2 separate regions of the Homo sapiens genome follow, and region 2 is linked to region 1. The links are chromatin loops, found by intact Hi-C in ENCODE. Cell type or tissue: PC-3. All regions are shown on one strand. Each heading gives the region's core, and the rest is flanking DNA. Links, peaks and the distances in the headings are about the cores only.

Region 1 (11,040 bases), core at 2,125-10,124:
TGTCTCCTTGGACAGAAACATGGCATATGATAGAGCATTTGGGGAACTCTACGCAGAACATTATTATAGGAGCATAAGGACAAAGTAAGAAGTTAGAGGCACTAAGATTGAAGAAATCAGTCACCGCCATAGTATAGCACGCATGTACAGCAGATTACTGTGGGCATTTTCCCAGAATTTCCTGATTTTTCCATTGGAAAAGCAGAGTTTCTTTCCATCTGAGGGAGCTTATTTAAGTGTGTTATCAATTCTCCAAAGGGTAGTGGTAATCTTACAGCTCAAGAATGAAGAGATGTCCACATTCTTACCACCTGGCTTTGGAACAAAATGGAAATGTCCTTGCCACATTTAAAGATTAGAGAAGAAAAAAAATTCCATTTTACAGTAATTCCTCAAAAGATACAGATTACACCCTTATATCTTTAGCCTGTGCTTACTTGGAATTCTTTTCATAAGATAATAAAAAAGGGGGAGCTACTACAAACTATTCTCGGGAAATTGAAATATTAATAGTTGTGAAATATTAATAGTTGTGTTTTGAATGGGCTTCCTTCCATAGAACTGTAGAGATGTTGTTTGGGGTTTTTTGTTTTATTTGTTTATTTATTTACTTATTTATTGAGACGGAGTCTCACTCTGTTGCCCAGGCTGGAGTGCAGTGGTGCTAACTTGGCTCATTGCAACCTCTGCTTCCTGGGTTCAAGTGATTCTCCTGCCTCAGCCTCCTGAGTAGCTGGGATTACTAGGTGCCCACCACCACGCCTGGTTAATTTTTGTATTTTTAGCAGAGATGGGGTTTCCTTATGTTGGCCAGGTTGGTCTCGAACTCCTGACCTCAAGTTTACCACTTGCCACAGCCTCCCAAAGTGCTGGGATTACAAGTGTGAGCCACTACTCCTGGCCTTATTTTTGTTTTTGTTTGGCCACAGAGACCAACATTAAAAAAATCAGCCAAGGACAAAAGTAGGAAGCCATGCAAGAAGAAATAGAGCTTCAAGAGGTAGAATAAAGCTATTTTTGTTTTTTCAAAAGGAATCAGGGGGAACAGTGTCCAAGCCATTAACAAGTTTGTGTTTGGAAAATAAGCTCTTTCTTAAATCATATTCTTGAAAAATATTTAGGTTTTGAAAACAAATTGTAAGCAACTCAGTATTTCTGCCAGTAACTTATAAAAACAAAATATTAAACTTTAGGGTTGGGAGGAATCTGAACATCTAGCCAGACCAATCCCTCTCACTGGTCAGATAAGAAAACTGAAACCAAAGAAGCAGTTTGTTCAAGGTCAAACAACCTACTTCTAGCATTCTTAACCTAGGCTCAAAGAAGGTTAGAACTCAAATGCAACTCTTAAAGTTTATGTAATATGGTAACTAAATTGGATAGTCCCTCAAAACATAAATTGTCTTTAAGTGACAAGATCAACAAAACTTTGAGGATGAAGGAGCAGAGGAGTAAACAGAGAAGGAAAGAGAGAAGGAAGCTAGGTACAGTCAGATTTCCTGCTTGGGTCAATTTAAATTTGCTGAAAATAATTTTTCAGAATAACGGTAACTAGGACTCATCCTTGTCAGAAAGTTAGAGATATCCCGTGGTTTGTTCATCCCATAACAAACTTCAATTAATCTTTCATTTAGCAAACAGGGTGGTCTTGGACATCTCATACAACCTGTGGTGAGGAATTTTGCATGGGATAACTGGAATGTTTATAAGAACTTTGACCAGCATTAAGGTCTTGAAATGTAGTCTAAACATGAAGAACAAAGATCTCACACTGGGATGGAAAACCAGTGATTTGAAGTCAGGGGGCTAGTGTTCTCGTCCCTGGTTTGGCAGTTTATTTAAAACATTAGGCAAGTAACCCACTCACACATCCCCTCTCTAGTGGCCAGTAATTCCATCTGTAAAATGGTGGAGTTCACCTTGGAGAACCTTAAGAACATCCTCTTGTTTTTATGCCTCTGTCTACAGGATTATCTCTGCCTGGAATATCACTCTTTTTTCCTTCTTTGAAGTCATCTTCCATGATTCTTCAGGCATTGCCTCTTTCAGGAAGGTTTGCTTACCATACATTCTTACCCTACAGCCTGTCCTAGCCCAAATCAGGAGCTCTTCTTCAGGGCCTCACCCCAACTTGCTCTTATTATCTTTATCAAAACACTCTATAAAATATTCCAGACATTTAAAAAATCATTATGATGATAATAATCACCTAATTAATGCCTGCACGCTAAAACAATTCTTGGAGTCCCTTATTTTGGTCACAGAATTTAGAAAAATGTTATCTCGAAATTATCCCTTCACTCAACTATCTCTTCACTATCTTCGAGGAAGCCTAGAACTCATATGGAAATTTCTTGGAGTTCCTAAAATTTGGTAACTAAAGGATATTTCATCCAAACTATAACTTGTCTTTCAGGGATAAAAGCCACAAAAATTATAGGGTGAATTTAGTGGAGCAAAAAACAGATCAGGAGAAAAAAGAGGAACGTCAGGGATAATATTTAATCCATTCTGAAATTACTAGCATCAAACTGCTCCTGGTACACAGTGGACATTAGACATTAAATATGTAGTTTTGAAAGTGAGCTAAACTGTGCTCGTAGTCAAGTTATCTGAAATAATGGGGTTATAATAAAAATCCAGTTTCTCATAAGCCCAAGATAAAGGTCAACCTTTTAAGTATTTCTTTCAATGACTTAAATGGACTTATTTGCAGCAGCTTCATGGCAAAGCCATGATATCACTGGTGACTTCTGTGTCATTTATTTAAGCAATGTTTCAATTGTGCTGTCCCCAAACTGTAGCCAAAACAAGCTGTCCAATTCCCTGAGGCAATGGCCAAGGCTTGGAAACCATGAGTATACACATGCCTAATTCTCAAGGGGAAAAAGCATGCTTAAACCTTTAAAGTACTTACTTGTATTCAGGTCTTCAAAGTTGTTGTTTGGCTTTATAGTAAACAGGATAAAACTGTCTGGAGAAATGTGAACATTTAGAGAAGGAGATATGCGTGTATATGCTTTAATGAAGGTGGCAACTTTATTCTTTGAAGTATCCAGAGAATTATGAAAGAAGACTTAGATAATCACAAGGCAACTTCTCCAGAAATGAGTGCTCATCAGTGAAAACCATAGTGTACCTCTGTGTATGGTTCCTTGATCCTGGTGGGAGAAACTGCGATTCATTATGACTGTGTAAACACTGGTGCAGAGGAAGGAGACTTGATCTAGGGATTGGAGTTGTCAAATGTTCCAGTGACCTTCTGTGTGACCTTCAGCAAGTTGTTTTTACTCTCTGAACCTCTGTTTCCTTATCTACGATTTTTCTGTAATTCAGTGATTTATATACATTGCCTGGAAGAGGGACCGGCACATGAGAGGTATTTAACAAGCATATGTTTTCATTCCGTGATATGCAGCCTTATCATTTGCAACAACTTCCTAGTCTGCTTATTGCAAGGTATCTGGGATTCCCTAGATAAAGTATGCATTGCCAAGGCTCATGCTTTTATTTTGCTCTATTCTCTCAGGAGTGCTTTCTTCCTATCTTTTCTGCCTAAAGGATTGTAGATAAAATGAAGGGCTGCCAGTGTAATTTGAACCTCAAATAAACAACAGATAAAACTGTAGTATAAGTATGTCCCATATATTGCACAACACGATCTTTTTGTTTGCCTAATCTGGCAAAGATATTGACTTAACACACACTAATCTGTTGACAGGTAGGTGAAATATTTGAACTTCTACGTTGCTTCTCTAATCCTGTCCTCTCTTCCCTTTCTCATGGCGTTTAGTAATCCTTTTCCCTGTGTGCTTAGTAGTACTTTGTCCAGATTTTTACTGTAGTGCTTATATGTTGCTGTGTCTATCTGTCACTTCATCTTCTCTTTCTCTTTCGCTACCTGCCACAATACACAGTGCATCCCTCAAACTTTCAAAGATCCGATCTTTCACCTGTGTTCTGAGTCCCATCCCTTCATATCTTTCTAAATACGCCACACTGGCCTGGTTTTCCTCTTACCTTTACGGCTACTTTATCTCATTCTCTCCACATATACCACTGCCTTCTTCAGAGAATGCAGGTCTTTTCCAGGGCTTCTTTATTCCTGCTTTATTGCTTTCTCTCTCCCTTATTGTTTTCTTTCTCTCCCTTTTTGTACTCTCTTCCTGTCTGTTTATTAGGCAGCTGAACTTTTCAAGATCTCACTCCTCTCTCAGTTACACCCTCATTTGTATTTTCAGCCTAGACTCTTCATTTGCATTTTAGACATGCATATGTGATAGCCTACTTGACATGTCTGCTTGGCTACATTGCATTCATTTCAGGCATAATATACCATAATAATAAAATGATAATATCAACTTAAAATAAAAAATGTTTGAGTGGAAACAGGAAATCAAACAACAAAAGATATTCATTAAAATCTCTTCTGCAGGAGGTGAAGAGGGAAGCATCTTCTGAAATTGAAGAACTTGGATTCTTTAAAAACTAATATGTTGAGAATGGAGAGTACAAGGGAAATGAATGATGTGACTTTTCCATAGTAACAACTCACATTTTCCCCATAACATTAGAAGATTTATTGAAGGAAAATATTGGCCATTTAAGGGTTTATTTGTCTAGAAAAGACAAGTGGTGGGTGTGGGGGTTAAACTCAATGTTCATTATTGATGGGGGCATGTTGTACTGTTTGAAATGCGGTGTTTGTTGAAATTCTCAAAAGCCTTATCAGAACAATCAGTCCATATAAAGCCCCAACACCAACTGTAAAACCATGAGAGATTTTATTGTATTTAATATTTCTGAGCTGGCCAAAACCAGCTTTTATTCAAGATGGTTTTATGCTTCCACATTTGGACTGCACTAGTCTGTGAAAACAAACTAAGGAGAAAGTTAAAAAAAAAAACCAACTCTTAATCTTATGGCTCCTTTTAAAGAGAACAGCTAGATTTGGGGAGAGAAATGGATCAAGGTGGAGAACAAGACTTAATCACTTATTTAGCAAATACGTCATGCACTGAGCTTAATTTCATAATTATCTCACTTAATCCTCACTAGGATCCTGAACTATAAGTATGACCCTTCTCATTTTGTAGATAAAGAAGCCAAATTTTAGAAAAGTTATACTCATGACGGCAACATAATTTTCAAGGACCTTGTTAAAAAATTATTGAGCATTTCGAGGTACCAGTAGCAGAACATAAAATCAGGCATGAGGCCCTTCTAAGCATAGGGCTTTATGTGACTTCACAGGTCACATGCCCATGAAGCCGGCCCTTGTCAGTCAACTCACTCCATGGCACAGAGTGAATAAATGGGAGAATCCAAGATTAATATTCACCCATTTACATTTACGCTATGATTCATGCTCCTCTAAAACTCTCAAGTCAATTCAGTCTTTCCCTTCTTTCGTTTATTCCCCATTTAGCTGTTAGACTTCTCTTGTACTATTTTACAAAAGGCTTTTTGAATGTATTGGTCTTTATTTTTTCACATATAAAGGCTTAGAAGTGAGGGCTGGGCACTGATCACTGTATTGGGTGATATCCCAATGTCCCATTTCCATCCTGCTCATTTCTTTCTCAAAGTGTGTTTATATGTCAGCCAGCTCTTCTTGTGTTTTGGGCATATATCAGAGATTATCTTCAAGAATTAACATCCACAGAAGCTCAGCTTCTGAAAGTAGCCTCCTAGATGTTTATAGCCCATAAAATGCTTATAGGATGTCAGTCACACTCTGGCACCACGCATCTTTGAAACAGAAATAATCCTAGCGACCACTGAATCCTTCAATCTCATTTTCGTTTTAAGGTTGTTGTTTTGTTACTCTAATTTCTGTTATGATCGGTATACTGAGGCCCAGAAGAATCAATAAGTCGCCCAAGGTCATAGAGTACATTAATGACAAATCTGGGACTAAACAAGTATCTTAAGCCCAAACATGAGATTATTTTTTTTTAAAAAAATGAGCAGTTGCTATCTAGTTAATCTCTTCCTTGGTTCACTAAACAGATTCGTCAAGAGTTAGATATGAGTCAGGCGCAGTGGCTCACGCCTGTAATCCCAGCACTTTGGGAGGCCGAGGCGGGCAGATCACGAGGTCAAGAGATTGAGACAATCCTGGCCAACATGGTGAAACCCTGTCTCTACTAAAAATACAAAAATTAGCTGGGTGTGGTGGCGCGTGGCTGTAGTCCCATCTACTCGGGAGGCTGAGGTGGGAGAATCACTTGAACCCAGGAAGCGGAGGTTGCAGTGAGCCAAGATGGTGCCTCCACACTGAAGCCTGGTGACAGAGCAAGACTCCGTCTCAACAACAACAAAAAGGAGTTATATATGTTCTCAGGTTAACAGCTGAATAAATAACAAAGAATGTCATTGTGCCTAGCAGCTAAGACTGTGGGAAGACTGAGTCTCCCGTTCTATGCCTCACCCTGCAGTATAGGAAGATGCCACCTGGGTCAGCTGGGTCATCTTGGATAAAGTGGTTACCCCTTAAAGACTAATGTGCCACTTGCATGGTTAAAATCTTGGCTCAAGTGGCTTATTGGATTATACAGCTTTCTCATGACAGTCGCACGTCTCTGAAATTCTCATGAACTGCTGTTTGGAAAGACTACAGTTGCTGAAAATAAACAGGAACCAAAAAATGCAAGCTGTCCTCTGTTCCCGGGAAAACCTAACTGTGCAAACAGCTTCCTACCCATGAGGGACAGTACAGAGCCAGGTATAGGATGACTCACTGGATTTATGAATCTTCTGTCTGTTGAGTAAGCAAGCACTGAGGATGTTTACGATATATTTTAGTGTTCTTTGAAGGTGTTACACTAAATGGGGAAATGCCCTCACCCTTAATGGCCTTAATAATGCTACCATAATATCCTGACTACATTCTCATAAGCAATCTTTTCTTTCTTTTTTTGTTTTTGAAGTCATCCAGGCTGGAGTGCCGTGGCGCGATCTCGGCTCACTGCAACCTTCACCTCCCGGTGCAAGCAATTCTTCAGCCTCAACCTCTCAGTAGCTGGAATTACAGGCATACACCACTATGCCCTGCTAACTTTTGTATTTTTAGTAGAGACAGGGTTTCACCATGTTGGCCAGGCTGGTCTCGGACTCCTAGCCTCAAGTGATCCACCTGCCTCAGCCTCCCAAAGTGTTGGGATTACAGGCATGGGCCATCACTCCTGGCTGCCATAAGGAACCTTTATATTAGTGAGTAATAGCAGCCACACAGTAAGTTCATGTTGAGTGTCTTGTCAAATGCTGACTAGCACTATGAATATAAAAACTGATCACTTGATTGTATCCAGCAGTCCATAACTTATAGAATAAAATAATTTACAGAGGCATCTAATTCAGGCCAAGCCTCTTGGCAAACTTAATTCATGCTATGAATATTTATTGATTTAACATTATGACAGTCTCTGTGCTAGAACTCAGGTAGGCTGTCCAAGACAACTTAGAGCTCATGGCTTAACTATTCCAAGCACATGAGTTTACTAACAATTTCCATTGCATCCAGGAAGCCTTCTTTTCTTATCTGAATTCCCATTAATCTATACCATTCACTAGACCCTTGAATTCCAGGCTGGGTTGGAAAATCATCCAGCCCAGTATATCACAAAGTGAGGAATGTGCACTATTAGTGGTGTGCAAGACAGTTTGGCAGTTTAAACTGGTAAACTTTAAAAAAAATTTATAAATAATTAAACACTAACCCTCACAGTGTGATGACAATTGTGATGGAGGTGTGCCCAACATGGAAGCCTGTTTTGCTTACTGCATAATGCTGAAGATGCTAGTGATGAGTTTTTCACCTGTATTTATAAAAAACTTCTCAAATCCAGAGTCTGTGTGATGAGTGGTCATAAGAATCAACTCTGATTTCTAAGACTTCCTCCATGTCTCAATATCCTGTTTTTCCTTCTCTTCTTTGGGTGTCTGAGATTTCAGGTGTAAGGAGAGTCTTCTTGGTGGGGATAATGTCTAAACAGATACAATATTTATAATCTGATAAATCTCAAAGGTGTGTCTCTACCTAGGACCATCTCAAGCTTGAGAGGCTTATATCAGATTGCCTGTTCAATGTCCCTACTTAGATACCTAGTACATATCTTTGTGCAGCCTGATCCCTGTTGGGCACCGTTTGATGATGAAGTGGAGACTAAAATCCAGACACATCTACTTGGAGGAAGGAGTGCTTTTTTTTTTCTTTTTCCTTTTTTTTTCTCTTTTTTTGCAAAAAGACAACTTTCACAAGTCAAGTGATGGGTTCTTGGGGCTTCCTCTACCTAGAGGTTCTTCCTAATTCTGTACAGAAATCAGGTCTTTCTCTAACTTGAACAAATATATCCTCTAAGTTAGTAGTAATTTTGCCCTTAAGCAAAAACTATCATGGTATCTATGGGAAAATGAAAAAAATTTAAGATGCCTGAAGAAGCTAGAAGTGAATAATAAGACTACTTTCTTGATAACTTCTACATATTTTTATATTTTTCATATTTAACCTTAAGTTGAGGTATTTTGAAGGGAGTGATCTTACTTTACTCTTCACATATAGCAAACTGAAGAAATTTTGCTGAGTGAATGGATAGACATGGTCCTAGAAAACATATTAGAAGTGGGCAAATCACAGTAACAAATCACCGTGTGTGTGTGTGTGTCTACTTAGCTATACATTGATACAAACAATTATTAAAACAAAGTAGATTGAGCCGTGAGAGGGCTTATTTTTCAGATGCTATTTGAAAACACTCGTTAAGCCATACTGGAAGGCTTCAAGGAGCTCACTGTTAAGACAAAAGTGAATAAACAGAGGAGGTAACAAATTATACTTAGAGCTAAGTTAGAATGAATTCATTCTTGCTATGGAATAACAGAGGAGGAGCTTTAGCCAGGCTGGATAATTTTTTAAATCTTCTTCAACACTTAGAATAATTTTAGAAGAGTGAATAGGAGTGACTTTATCAGCAGTACAGAGGATGAAATGTCTAAAATAATACTTGTGTGAGTGAAATGTCTAAAATGCTGGGGAAGGATGATTTTCTTGACTAGAGGCATCTGCTGTTATCTGGTGGCCCAGAGCTTAGGTTTCAAAAAGGTACAGAAAGGGTTGTGGGAAATAAATTCTGGGGCCCACGTAAATTTGAAGATCAGATTGGAGATGCCTCATAATCTGAAATTCCTAAGATGCAACACATCAGTGGGTGAACTAGAGAAAACCATGTTTTTCAGAGGCATGTGATGGAGTTATTGGCCTTGGTTCTGAGAGGAAGAAAAAAGAAAATTCCCTTAAAACTTCCCAATCATAAGCCCACTCTCACTCAGGTTTAGAGCTGTAATTCAGACAACCTTTGTGGCACAAAACATGTTAATCTAGACTTTAAAGTTCTGGATTGGTAATGCCTCTAGACAAATTTCCGTGAGGAATACACTCTCAACATAGGTTTTAAATATTTCTGACAAATATGGACAAGTGAATTGGAACTCAAAATAAAAAATCACAAAGCACATAAAAATTAGTGGTATTATAAATAAAACCCAGGAGAAACATCAAACAGTATAGTCATATGCAAAAGACTACTTGTACGAATATACAATGTAAAACACTTTTATATTCATTATGTTCTTAAAAAGAAACAAAAAAATCAATAAGAAGCAAGAACTTGTTAAAAATGGGTCAGGTAAATTAGGTAAAAGATCAGAAATTATAGGAATAAAAATATGATAATTGAAATTAGAATTACATTGGATATATTAAACATCAATTAAAGCTAGAGAGAAAAATCAAGAATTGACAGGGCAATGTAAAGAGATTAAACAGAGAACAATGCTAAAGTATAATAAGATAGAAAATACAGGCCAGGCGCCGTGGCTCACGCCTGTAATCCCAGCATTTTGGGAGGCCGACGCTGGCGGATCACAAGGTCAGGAGATTGAGACCATCCTGGTTAACACGGTGAAACCCTGTCTCTACTAAAAATACAAAAAATTAGCTGGGCGTGGTGGTGTGCGCCTGTAATCCCAGCTACTCGGGAGGCTGAGGCAGGAGAATGGCATGAACCCGGGAGGCGGAGCTTGCAGTGAGCCGAAATTGTACCACTGCACTCCAGCCTGGGCGAGAGTGCGAGACTCTGTCTCAAAAAAAAAAAAAAAAAAAAAAAAAAAAGAAAAGAAAAGCAAAAGGGGAAATGAGGAGATGTGCCATGGAGTTATTTGCATCTCTTGGCAATACATGATAGATTAGTAGGTCTGATACATGCTTAATTACAGTTCTAGACATAAAGAGGCGAACAGATTGTCAAAAGGCATTATGCAAAGCAATAGTAGCAGTTTAGTGAATCCTAAGTAGAAAGACAAAGACACACATAAACTAAATAAATTATAGTAAAACTACAGTGACATAGGAAAACATCAATAGCAAAGAGACATTATTAAAATATGACAGAAGAATAAACCAGCTTAAGTCAAAGGCATGAAAGTTAGACTAGCTGCTAACTTTAATCCACAGAAAGAGGAGAGTGGAACATTTCAAATTATTGGAAAAAATCAAGCTGGAATTGAATATCCAATAATACCAATTTAAAAACAATAGTAAAATCAAGACTTCTTCAGATAAACAACTGAATTCACTACCATTACTAAAGTAATTTAAAAAAATAAAATTTGGGAAGGAAAAAAATAATCCATAAAAGAAGGTCTGGAATGCAACAAGAAATACTGAGAAAAAAATGTTACCCATGTGGATAAGTCTAAACAAACCTTGACTATCTATTTGAAATCTAGAATTAAAATTCTGCAATAAACAGTATATGTCATGTAAGGATAATGAGAATTACTATGTCCTTAGATTCTTGTGTTCAGAAAGAGAAAGTAAATATGGACTAACTTTGGATGAAATGAAGCAGGTACAGTATTTAATTTCAGAGAAACACTGTAATAATAGAAATCTAGTAGGAGACTTCCAAAACAGCACAGAGGAGGGAACAATATGGAGTAAGGAGAAATAAATCCCTAATCAGTGAAATATTTTAAATG
Region 2 (11,040 bases), core at 1,136-9,135, 100 kb before region 1:
CATTTCAACCCCAGTTTCCTCATTAGAACCAATATTTTATGTGGGCAGCATCCCATTCTGTGCATCTTAAGATGAAGAAAAGATAGCGAACAGTGGGCTGGGAGCCAAGAGATCTTGTTCTATTCTCCACTGAGCTATAAATCATTGTCTGGCTACTCCCCTTCTCTGTGCCTGGGTTTCCTTATTTGTAATTTAAGAGGGTTGAACTTGATGAGCTTGTATGTGCTTCTCTTGTTTCCTAACTTGTCTCAATTGGTGTTGTGTTTTCCTCTCTGTAGTTTTTAGGGCTCTCAAGGGTTATGGCTTAGTTCATTGCCTAAGCTTTAGCATTTGCAACAACTCATTGCAGCAGTTCTCCAGTTTTGTTCCTTTGCCCACTCCATTCAGCCATCCAGCCAGCGAGTCATGCACTCACTCATTGATGTTGGAAATATCCTTAGAATTCTGCTAGGTATCAGATACTATGTTGAGTAGTAGGGATTCAATAGTGTATATAATATAGTCTCTGCTTTCAAGGACTTCAAAGTCTGGGAGGAGAGAGATAGACATAGCCAACCTTATGCACAGTGTGTAGTGCACTGACTTCCATGGGGGAGAGAAACTCAGGATGTGGAGGAAATTAACACAGGAGGCATCTATGACAAGAAGTAACCCAGCAAAGATTCCCAGATGAGGCAATTCACAGGCCGAATCTTGAAAGTATAGAAGGAGTGAGCTGCGTGAATGAGCAGGGAGAGGTGCTTGAGTAAGAGAGAGCCTATGACAGTGAACCAAAGGTGAGAAATCTGTAAGAAGTCCAGCTTGACTGGATAACTAAATGGAAGCGTTGGGTGGATAGGCACCAAGGCTGGAGATCTAGGCAAAGAACACATCAAACAGGGCCTTATATATCATGCTAAAGAGTTAGAGTGAGTGACTGAATGAACAGCTGAGGAAGAAAAGGAAGCCCCATGATATGTTAAGTACTGCAGCACTCTACACAATGCAGTGTGAAGTGTGTACCACATTGTTTGGCACCTACAAGACATTATAGCATTGTGGTAATGTGCAGATTCTCTGGGCAAACAACTCTGGATCTGAATCCTATCTCTACCACTTACTAGTCATCTGACCTAGAGAAATTTCTTAACCTCACAAGGGATCATCTTTTCTCATTTACATCAGCGTTACTGGAGGGATTAAATGAGATTACATACATAGAGCTCTTACTGCGGGGTTTGCACTTTTGAAAGATTTAATAAATGTTAACTACTATTAAAATAAATGTCACTGTACCCTCCCCCTCTCTTTCCTGCCTTCCTTCTCTCTCTCCCTCCCTTCCTTCTTTTCTTTTTATTTCCTTCCTTCTTTCTGTCCTTCCTTCTTTCTGTTCATAGACTCCTAGCTTAATAGACAAGGACGAGATTAAAAAATCATGCAGCCCAAGTGCTTGCATTTTTCTAATCTGTATAATGATGCCACCTCATTTATTTGGTTCAAACAGTGTCTGGATATTGGTGCATTTAGCCAGGACTGTTCACTGCAAAATAATTCAGCTGTGTATCAGTGAAGATGGAGGTAGATAGTCAAACCCAGTAGAACTGGTGGCTACAGATGTAACACAAATCTTTCTTTATGCCAGTTCTTTCATCAAGACAGAGGACCAAATTCCACCTTTTTCACATGGATGATTTACCTGACACCTAGATGAGAAGATGAAGACAGTAATTAAAGGCATGACTTGCCCAGTCAGGCCTGAGTGTTTATCTTGACCCTGGCCTTTATTAGCTGTATGATGTAGGCAAGTTATTTAACCTTTTGGAACCTTAATTTATTTATGTACAAAATGAAGATTACATGGTCCACTCGCAGCAACCTAGAGGTAGTGCAAGAAAAATGCATGTCAGAGTGTTTGACGCAGAGTAAGTTTTCAGTATATGGTAGATATAATATTCTTACCAGTTTTGTTAGTGTTATTATTAGTGTGTGTACGAGAGTTAGTAGTTGTGTAAATTTATTATTAGTGTTTAAAGTATTTTATTTTACATTAAGTGCCTTTGTTAGTATTCTTATTATTTGTGTCTATATTATTAAGTAACATGGAAGATAAAAATACTCATAGCTAGAGCATATACATAGGCTGTTGTTCCCTTGGTAAGGACCAAAAACTGGCCAAGCTGAGAGCATCTTTTGAAAAGATGGATCAGGACACAGTTTCATCTTTTCCAGAAGGTCAGTCCTCAGGAAACCAGACTTGAGTTTGCTATTGCTCCAGAGGTCAGCTGGGATGGGTCTGGGGGCCTAGAAACAAGACCAGCAAATATGCTGGCTGGGAGCGAGGGTGGCAGCAGGTGGATGATGCCAATCCTGGTCGACTCAGAGTCACAGCACCTGCCCAAGTCAGGAACTACAATTCTTCATAAAGAACAAAGAAGCTACATTTTACTGGGAGGAAAGAGCCACTGGGCTTGTAAAGGAGAAATGAAGGGCTGGGCTTAGCTCTCTGGGTCAGGAAGGATTTGTCAGAGAACAAAAATGGTAACTTGCGAGACATTAGAGAAAATTATCTCTGAGAGAAAGACAGGCTCGGCCTAACGTGTCTTTCCTTGTGGTTACATTATTTGGTGCTTGCTGGGTGACAAATCATCCATTTTTATCTTTTATGTAACTTTAGTTTTGATGTTAGGAGCTAAGAATAACTAATACCCAAGAGGGTATGACCCTGGAGCAAGGCATGCTGGGAAAGCACATTTCTGGGTGCATGTTGCCTCTGTGCCTAGAGACATGGATTCAAATAAAAGTCACAGCTACTGTCCCACCGGGGGCCATTGCTTTGGAAAGTTTAACTGAGCTTTTGAATACATCTTTGTTTGCCATTCTTATTCAAGGTTATCCAAAGACAAATCTGCTTCAAGAGAGGAGAAAGTAGTAAATTTAAATGGACCTTTCAAACAACGTTCAGTCTAAAAATGGAGAAGCTCAAGATCAAATACGTATTTGAAATCACTGGCTAAGAAACAAAATTAGTGTTTTCAATGGGCATCGTTTCCTTGGTCTTGCTGGCTCAGAAGAGCAAGTGCAAGGGTTGAGAAATTCTGTTCTTGCTCAATTCCATTAATGGTCAGGCAGTTGGGGGAAGAAAGCCAATCACCTCCCATCCTTTTCTGACTATTTTTGTTGTCTAGAGTTATGTCCATAAGAGGTCAACTCGCTGTGGCTGAAAAGAAGGGAGCGTATTGGATATTTAGTTGTGAACTTTTGCATGCATAGGCTGAGATGGGCTAGTCAGAGATTAATCATACCTGTGGGGCCAATTTGTTCCTTTCAACCATCATGGGAGGGAACCATGATTATTAGCGTCTCTACTTTATAGATGGGAAAACAGATTCCCAAGAATTTTGGTGACTCACCCAAGACCATACAATAACCTAGTGACAGAGTCAGAATGTGAACTGGAATCTCCCCAATGCTTGACTATACTACAATTATTGGAGGACCTAATGATCTTTTTTATCTTACCAAAAATCAGAAGAATGTTTAGTGACCAAACTCTGCATCTGGTCTTATTTCTCTTGACCTCTAGACTGAAATGTTCCCAATTTCTCCTCTTTCTGAGCCATATAGCATTGCCAGCTGGTAACTTCTCAGTAGGCTTAGTGAGATCAAATATGTGAGAGTTTTCAAATTGGGGTGTTTCAGCTTCAACGACCATCATGTGCATCCCTGGAATCCCAGGACACTGGGGCATAGACAAAGCTTAACCCCATCATATTATTTGACATAAGGGGAAACAGATTCAGAGAGAAAGAAGGAGTTGCTCATAGTCACACAACTGCTGTGACATTGCATGTCCATCGGTGTTTTCCAAGAACTGATGAAATAGATGTTCAAGGAAGCTCAAAGAGAAGAGATAAGGAGGAAAAACATTCATTATTAACAATCTCTGTCACTTCCTTGCTGTGCAATCTCTGATAGGTCTCTTAAACTTTTTAATTCTCAGCTACCTCCTGTGTTAAATAGTAATCATATTGGAAAATACCCCAAAGGTATATGAGGATTAATTGATTCTGTGTATGTAAGTCTCCAAGCACAGGGCCTGACCTTAGTAGAAATCAATGCATAGGAGCTATAATAAGGTCTTATCAGGTCAGAAGCACAGAGAGAAGGAGTGGGTTTGTGAGCTTGAGCGGGACATTGCTAGAGGGAGCTGAGAGAGTGATCTGAGGGGATGTCTGTGAGTTCCCACAGAGCAGTTCAGTTTGGGAAAACAGAGGGGTGAAGATAACAGGAAAAAAAAGGGCATGTCCTTTGGTAAATTGCTTATTGTTGCCCAGATATCACTGTGGTAACAAGGAAAGCCCCTGAAATCAGTTTGTCCACAGCTCAAGATATAACTCCCCAGGGTTTTCAGTGGCAAGTTAAGGGGTTCCAAGGAGGAGCCAGGAATGAGGCAGTCACAGATGGGAACATTTATTTCTTTGAGAGTCTTCCGTTTAAGATGTTCTCAGAGTTTTGGATGAGCTAAAGGGCTCTTCAGGCTAGAACTTGGTCTTGGAGGGCAGCTTCCCTTCCACCTGGCCATGTTTATCTTACTTCCATTAGAAGGCAAGATGCCAACTTTCCTATTCAATGAAGTGTTTAGATTCCATGAGGTTTGTAAATAGCCTCTGGGAACTCCTTTCTGAAACTTCCCATAGGACTTCTAAACTCTCCTTAATCAGAGCAGATTGCAAGAGCAAATGCTTCTTATTATGGGTTTTAAAAAGGTGAGTAGACCATAGATAAAAATCATAGTAAAAGTGGGAATTTGAGGAAGGTCTGTTTGCTCAGGAAAATTTTCTAAATTTCAAGGTTATAAATGAAACTGTAGATGATCACTCAGGCAGGATGTGGTTTAGTTTCTTCATGACCATGATAATGTTTTTCACATAAAAAGATAAGTAGTACTCATAGAATGATGTAGAGAAAATCATTTTGTTTGAAAGAATAAATTGTTCAAGCATTTGTAGGCAGTCATTCAGTTTTAAGTAGCTACAGACAACCCTTATCTGTTCAGTTACAGACAATCCTTATCTGTTCATGGCAAGTAGCCACATACTTTTCACCAATATCCTTTTCTGTAGCTCCCCAGTGAAGAGTTGACATTAAAGTTCCAGGGTGGAGTTGGAGTAATTTTGTTTTCCTCCAGGGGACACAAGTGCAGAGAATGGATAAAACACAAACACTAACAGAGAATAGATAAAGCTTCACTCTTTAATGCCACCTCCTGGAGCCCATATGAAACCCAAGAGTGAAGAAAGCAAAGGGTTCTTAGGCATAATAGGGCATTAAGGATAACCATCTCTTATTTCTTTTCATTCCAGACAGGGTTTGGCCTGGCAGTTCAACCTGATTGCATGAAGGGTTGTGGTAGGCAGAGATGTCTGATTGCCTTTGAATTCTTTGTTTTCTAACCAGAGGGGAGATAGTTCTTTCAACAGAAAGTCCCAGCAAGTGCAACAACAACCGCGGCCTGGTGTGCCTCTACTTGCCTTGGCTGCCTCAGAAAGAGCCCTGAACACTCCTCCTAGGGCCTGTCTATGAAACCAACTGGATGTAGTCTTATTATTTATCAGAAGTTGCCAAGCAAGCAGTGGTAGACAGCAGGCTTTCAGGGAATTATCCCAGGGATTCCTTACCAGTCTTCAACCAGATATCACACCAGAGCAATACATATTCCCCATGCAAGAAGCAGAGTAAGCAATCCATACCCTTAGATACATAACACTGATTAGTGCCTCTGTTGTTAAAGTTATTTCCCTTTGTATAAGATGTATTCAATGTTTCAATGTTTACAGTGAATTTAAGAGGTAGATATAATAGTTATGGTGAAAACCCTCATTTTGCAGAAGAGAAAACAGAACATTGCCTATGCAAAATGAATCTACCAAGGTCCGCAGCTATTAAGTGCAAAGTACAGGATTTAAACCTGTTTTGAAAAAATTGACAAAGTCTCAGGGCCTTGTCCTGGGTCCATTCATTCCATTCAGTCACATATATTCTAACTCATTCATTCATTCCTTTAGCAAGGATGAATAGAGCACCTGCTACGTTACAAGCCCTACTCTAGGTACTCAGGTTACGTCACAGAACAAGAAAGACACAAACATTTGCCTCTGCAGTAAGATATAGAATAAAATATGTATAATGTCTCCCTTTCCATTGTCAGCCATCACCTTGCGCAGCACGGCTTTCTACTTAAAGAGTGTTTATTGTGTAGGCGAAGTGGGCACAGACAACGGACGATAATCACAATACCAGTTTAAATACTAGATAAAAGGTGCTAAGTGATCTGGAAGAAAGAGAGGAGGGCAAAGGAGATCAGAAGTGTTAGGTAGAAGGACAATTACAGTTTTAAGTAGGATGACTATGGTAGTCCTCATTGAAAAGGTAAATTTGAGTTTGAATAAGCTCCAGAGAGGAATCTGGGAAAGAGCTTTCCAGGCAGAGGACAAAGCAAGAGAAGAGATTCTAAGGTGCCAGGCATGGCTAGAGCCTTGCCTGTGAGTGACGGGAGAGTAGTGGAAGCTGAGGTTTGCAAGATAATGGGGCCAAATCATGGGGGCCCATACAGGTCATTGTGATGACTTAGGCTTTTACTCTGTAAAAACTGTAAAGTCACTGCTGAGTTTTGAGCACTGAAGTGGCATAATCAAATTATATTTTTTCAATGATTCCATTGGCTGCTGGGTTAATATTAGTTTGAAGGGGGCCAGGGTAGAAGCAAAAAATTCAAAGAAGGCATACAACAGAGACAGTAAAATATGTGCATGAAAGCCTTCCAGTTTGTCCTGGGTATTTATGAAGACACCTCACATTCTCTTTTTGCAGTGAAGTGAGCATGATATGACTCGGTTTTGCCTAGAAGCGACATCACCATTTCCAGGCCTGGCCCTAAAACCTGACATGTGTTCTAAACTCTGCTCCTTCTGCAGCAACCATTGAGACCCTGTGTTGTGGATGAAAGCATTGTAGGGTGGAAGGAGCTGAGGTCCTCAATGACAGCGTGGAGCACAACCACCCCTTCCCATGCCAACCACACTGGGCTGTGACTTGAGTAGTTTTGGAAACTATAAAAAAGAACATTTTGTAAAAATTCCTTGTCCCTCTCTATTTCTTTCAACCTTGTTGCCAGAGATTGTTGAGATTAACTTCCTGTTTTTATTTTTCAAAGCAAGAAGAGCAGGGCACGGGTCAAATGCACCTCTTCTCCACATCTCCCCAACAGCTGCTTAAAATCATGCCTCTGTCCTATCACACTTTTCAACATCACAGCCTGCCTCGGGGACCTAAGACACTTATTATGGAGAATCTCTAAGTCACTCTGTGCCGAATGTGGAAAAAGAAAACACTATAACCACAACAATCATTAAAATTAAAATAAATTTGTTTTCCCTTTCTTCCTAAAAATATATCAAATTATTGGCAAGGTTTCCTTGAACATTTCAGCATGTTTACTATTTGTTTGAATTCTTTTCTAAGCAGATTGTCATTCACTATACCAGTTGTTGAAAATTATTTAAACTCCCCACACCACCAAATATATATATAGAGAAAGACAAATAGAGAGATAGATATAGATATTCTTTTACCTTCCTTCAATTTGATGTTTTATCAGATACCTATGTTTAGAAAATTTCAAAGGTAGAAACCCAATTAGCCTTAATGATAGACAGGAAGTAAACTTTTCCCAAAGAAATTACCATAATTCTCCCTAAACAGCCTCTTGGACATAGAAAAGGGGAAATGAGGATTAATATGCTTACTACGTGCTGGGACTACACTGGGAACATTATTTAGAATATTTCATAAATATCTTCAGCATTACTCTTAGCCAGCTTGTGGTTAAGATGGAAGGAGCCAGTGCTAGTATTATCTTCTCTGACAAATGATAAGCAGGCACAAAGAGGTGACATGACTGTCACCATCCCACACTGCCAGGAAGAGCATATCTGGATGTGTGGGGCACATCACTGCAGATGCTATTACTTTCTTTTCCTGGAACAGTCAGAGGTAGAGAAACACTGCAAAACTGATACAGAACAACTGGGGGATGCATAGCAGCACAGCAGTTTAGGAAACCACCATTGGATTTGGCCAGGACTGGGTGTGGATCTTGGTTTTGTCCCTTTCTGGATGTGGTCTTTGACAATGTTGCTCAGTCTTTCCGTGTGTCCTTAAACATCAGTAATGGCTATAGTATATTTAACATGGTCTCTGGCGTATTATGAGTACTCAAATTGTAGCCACTGTGTTTATTCTAGTACCACTAAAATGTCTCCTGATTTTGAAAGGAGCATCCCCAGAGCATTGTGTGGCTCATTTACAGATTTGTAAAATGTAACATTTACCTACACCCTCAATATCTGCTGAACACTTTCAATAGGCAGTGACCATGGGTCCTCCTTGAAGGTCATAACTAGTTAAGTCAGGAGGATTCTTCAGGGGTTTAGGAGAGAATGAGAGAGCTGACTCCCGGAAGTGGGAAGGGAATCACCCTGACTATTTCCTGTCTTTGCTGCTTTCCTTTCTCATAAGGGAGGGCTCTGGGAATGGGAGGCAGCAGCATCCTTGTCCATACTACACATCCTTTGTTCCCTCCCACCATGGGCAAGGAGGGATGGATTGTAGCATAGCCATGTGAGAACCATGGAGCAAAGGTGGAAGGCTAGAGGGCAGCAGGGAATCTAATTAGCACTAGTCAATTATCTGTTCTATGCAACCTGATGAGTTTGCTGTCAGAGGGAATGCAAAAACAACAACAAAGAATTTGTTTTTCATCTTCATCTCTATGAGCTCCTGTGGTGCAACTGTCAGAAAGCACTTGCCCCAAATATTTTATTTATTGTCAACTTTTGCAGAGAATGGAGTAATTCCCATGGGATCTGCTAGGTAGGTTAATGGACTGAGAAGATTAATAAATTATAGACATGGTACTTTGTGCAATGTACTAATGTGTATTGAACATTATTTCATTAGATCATTACAAAAGATTGCCATCTGATGATGTTTTCTGTTGCTATAACAGAATACCTAAGACTGGGTAAGTTATAAAGAAAATAAGTTTATTTCTTCCAGTTCTGGAGGCTGGGAAGTGGAAGAGCATTGTGCCAGCACCTGGTGAGGGCCTTCTTGCCGTGTTACACATGATGGTAGGTGAAAGCTCAGTAAGAGAGGAAGTATGAGGGGCAGAACTAGCTTTATAAAACCCACTCTGAGGATAACTAGCCCACTCCTGGCATAAAGGCTTTAATCCATTCATGAAGGTGGAGTCCCCATGACCTAATCACTTCTTAAAGACCACACCTCTTAATACTGATACAATGGCACTTACATTTCAACATGAGTTTCGGAGGGGACAAACACTCAAACTACAGCAGTAGCTATCCCCTTTTTAGAGATAAGAAAAATGCATTTAGCAAAGTTACATAGCCAGAAAGTGTCAGAGTCAGAAATCTACCCAGGATTGTCTACTCTAGCCTCTTAAGCACCCATATCTCTCTATTACATCTCCACATTTAAAACAAAAGCCATGGCATATGATTCTACACTGTTGAGGGGACTTTAGGGTGCTTGCTGTTTGAGCCCCTGAGACAGGCCTCACATCCAGTGGAGCTGGTGTCTGGCCTCAGACTGCAAGAGGAGAAAGTGCACATCTGTTAGTCTTTAACATGCATCATTGAAATTCTTGCAAGGAGTCTGGATGGAGCTGGTGTTCTTCCCTGTGCGTGACCTTAGGCCAGCCAGTGGCCAGCAAGAGAGAAACACACCAAGGTTCCCAGGGAGGCTCTGAACAACTCTTTCCCGGAATTGCTTTTCCTGCCCAACCTAGTGTGAAAGGAATGTGGTGAGTGGTACATCCAGGGAGATGGCCTACACGGATACCTTCTTTGTGTCTCTTATTATCTTTAGGTTTTTACTGATGCCCTGCACAGAGAGAGGTCTGTAAAGTGGCAAGCAGGAGTCTGCTACAATGGAGGAAAGGATTTTGCTGTATCTCTTGCCAGGCCCAAGGCTGCAGAGGGAATTGGTAATATACTTCATTTAATAATAGTGTTTTAAGGGACATTATCATTTCATCCTATGTGGTAGATGTGATCATCTTCATCTCACAGATGAAAAGAGACAAACCTGGGATTCAGAGGTACTTGCCTATGAGTTTCTTACAGATTTCCTCTTACAATCCAGAACTGCTGATTCCTGGGTCAGTGTCCTTTCCAATATGGCATCTTAGGCATGGCAATAAGTGAGATCTAAAAGCTAGTTATTTGATGCTTGGACAAAGGCTTAGGGCATGGGCTTTGACCTAATGAATCAGTAGATTCTAGTCTAATATTTTAAAGGATTTGAAATGATTCCAGTTTATAAGCCCCTTTAACTGTCTTCTAAGATGTGGCTAAACATTCCAACCTTCCTTAGCTCAAAAGTGGACAAAACAAGAGATTACACATGTTGATACTTTGGGAGTCATAGAAAATTCACATATACATAGGCAGAGTGGTTCTGTAATTAACCAAATCTTTAGAGGTCCAAGGTTAACAGTATTGACCATTCATAATTAGCCATAAACTCAGACATTTTAAAAGCCTCATGAAAATAGAAGTATAGTTTTCAAATGTTACAGACCCCAAACACCAGTGTTTTATTGCCTACAGCAAGCATAGCTCACAGATCATCACAAGGCCTTGCACAAAGGAAGCCCAGTGAATATTTGTAGATCCGATTTAATTAATGAAGGCACAAACCCCCTGGCTTTCTTGCTGGGTTTCATGACATCTTATTAAACACACTTTATTTAGCAAGCTTGGTTATTTGCTTTTTTTTTTTTGTCTCCCAGCAGATTGAATGTAAGTGACTTGGAAAAGGAAGAGGAGTTGCCAGAAACAGCTAAAATGTCAGTAGAAGACTTGACAGCTTGAGAATAGAGGAAAAAATAAAAGCGAAGCAGACAAAAAGAACCTTACCTCCCCCACAATACAACATTGGGCTGCTGAACCCACAAAAATCTAAATCCGTTTAGAA

The links. A loop is a pair of places that touch in the nucleus more often than their neighbours do. Peaks named below come from ENCODE experiments on the same cell type or tissue, not always from the same donor. Only the 100,000 strongest peaks of a DNase experiment are listed, where the experiment ranks them.
Region 2: a loop joins it to region 1, with 4 times the contacts of the local background. A loop is called at or near these places in 2 of 110 quality-filtered maps.

What each region holds. Positions count from the first base shown.
Region 1 is chr9:115,491,796-115,502,835 of GRCh38, forward strand. No RefSeq gene overlaps it. Among named protein-coding and RNA genes, the nearest start is that of DELEC1, 360 kb to the left of the region's middle. In PC-3, for the core only: no CTCF peak of the experiment used is centred there; DNase peaks (open chromatin) are centred at 3,696 and 6,706; H3K4me3 peaks cover 343 bases; H3K27ac peaks cover 2,630 bases.
Region 2 is chr9:115,391,263-115,402,302 of GRCh38, forward strand. It overlaps DELEC1 (deleted in esophageal cancer 1), which reads left to right. Exons shown (of 8, transcript NR_163556.2): 6 at 9,097-9,170; 7 at 9,931-10,048; 8 at 10,856-11,040. Among named protein-coding and RNA genes, the nearest start is that of DELEC1, 250 kb to the left of the region's middle. In PC-3, for the core only: a CTCF peak has its summit at 5,231 (motif pointing left); DNase peaks (open chromatin) are centred at 3,239 and 4,719; H3K27ac peaks cover 3,827 bases.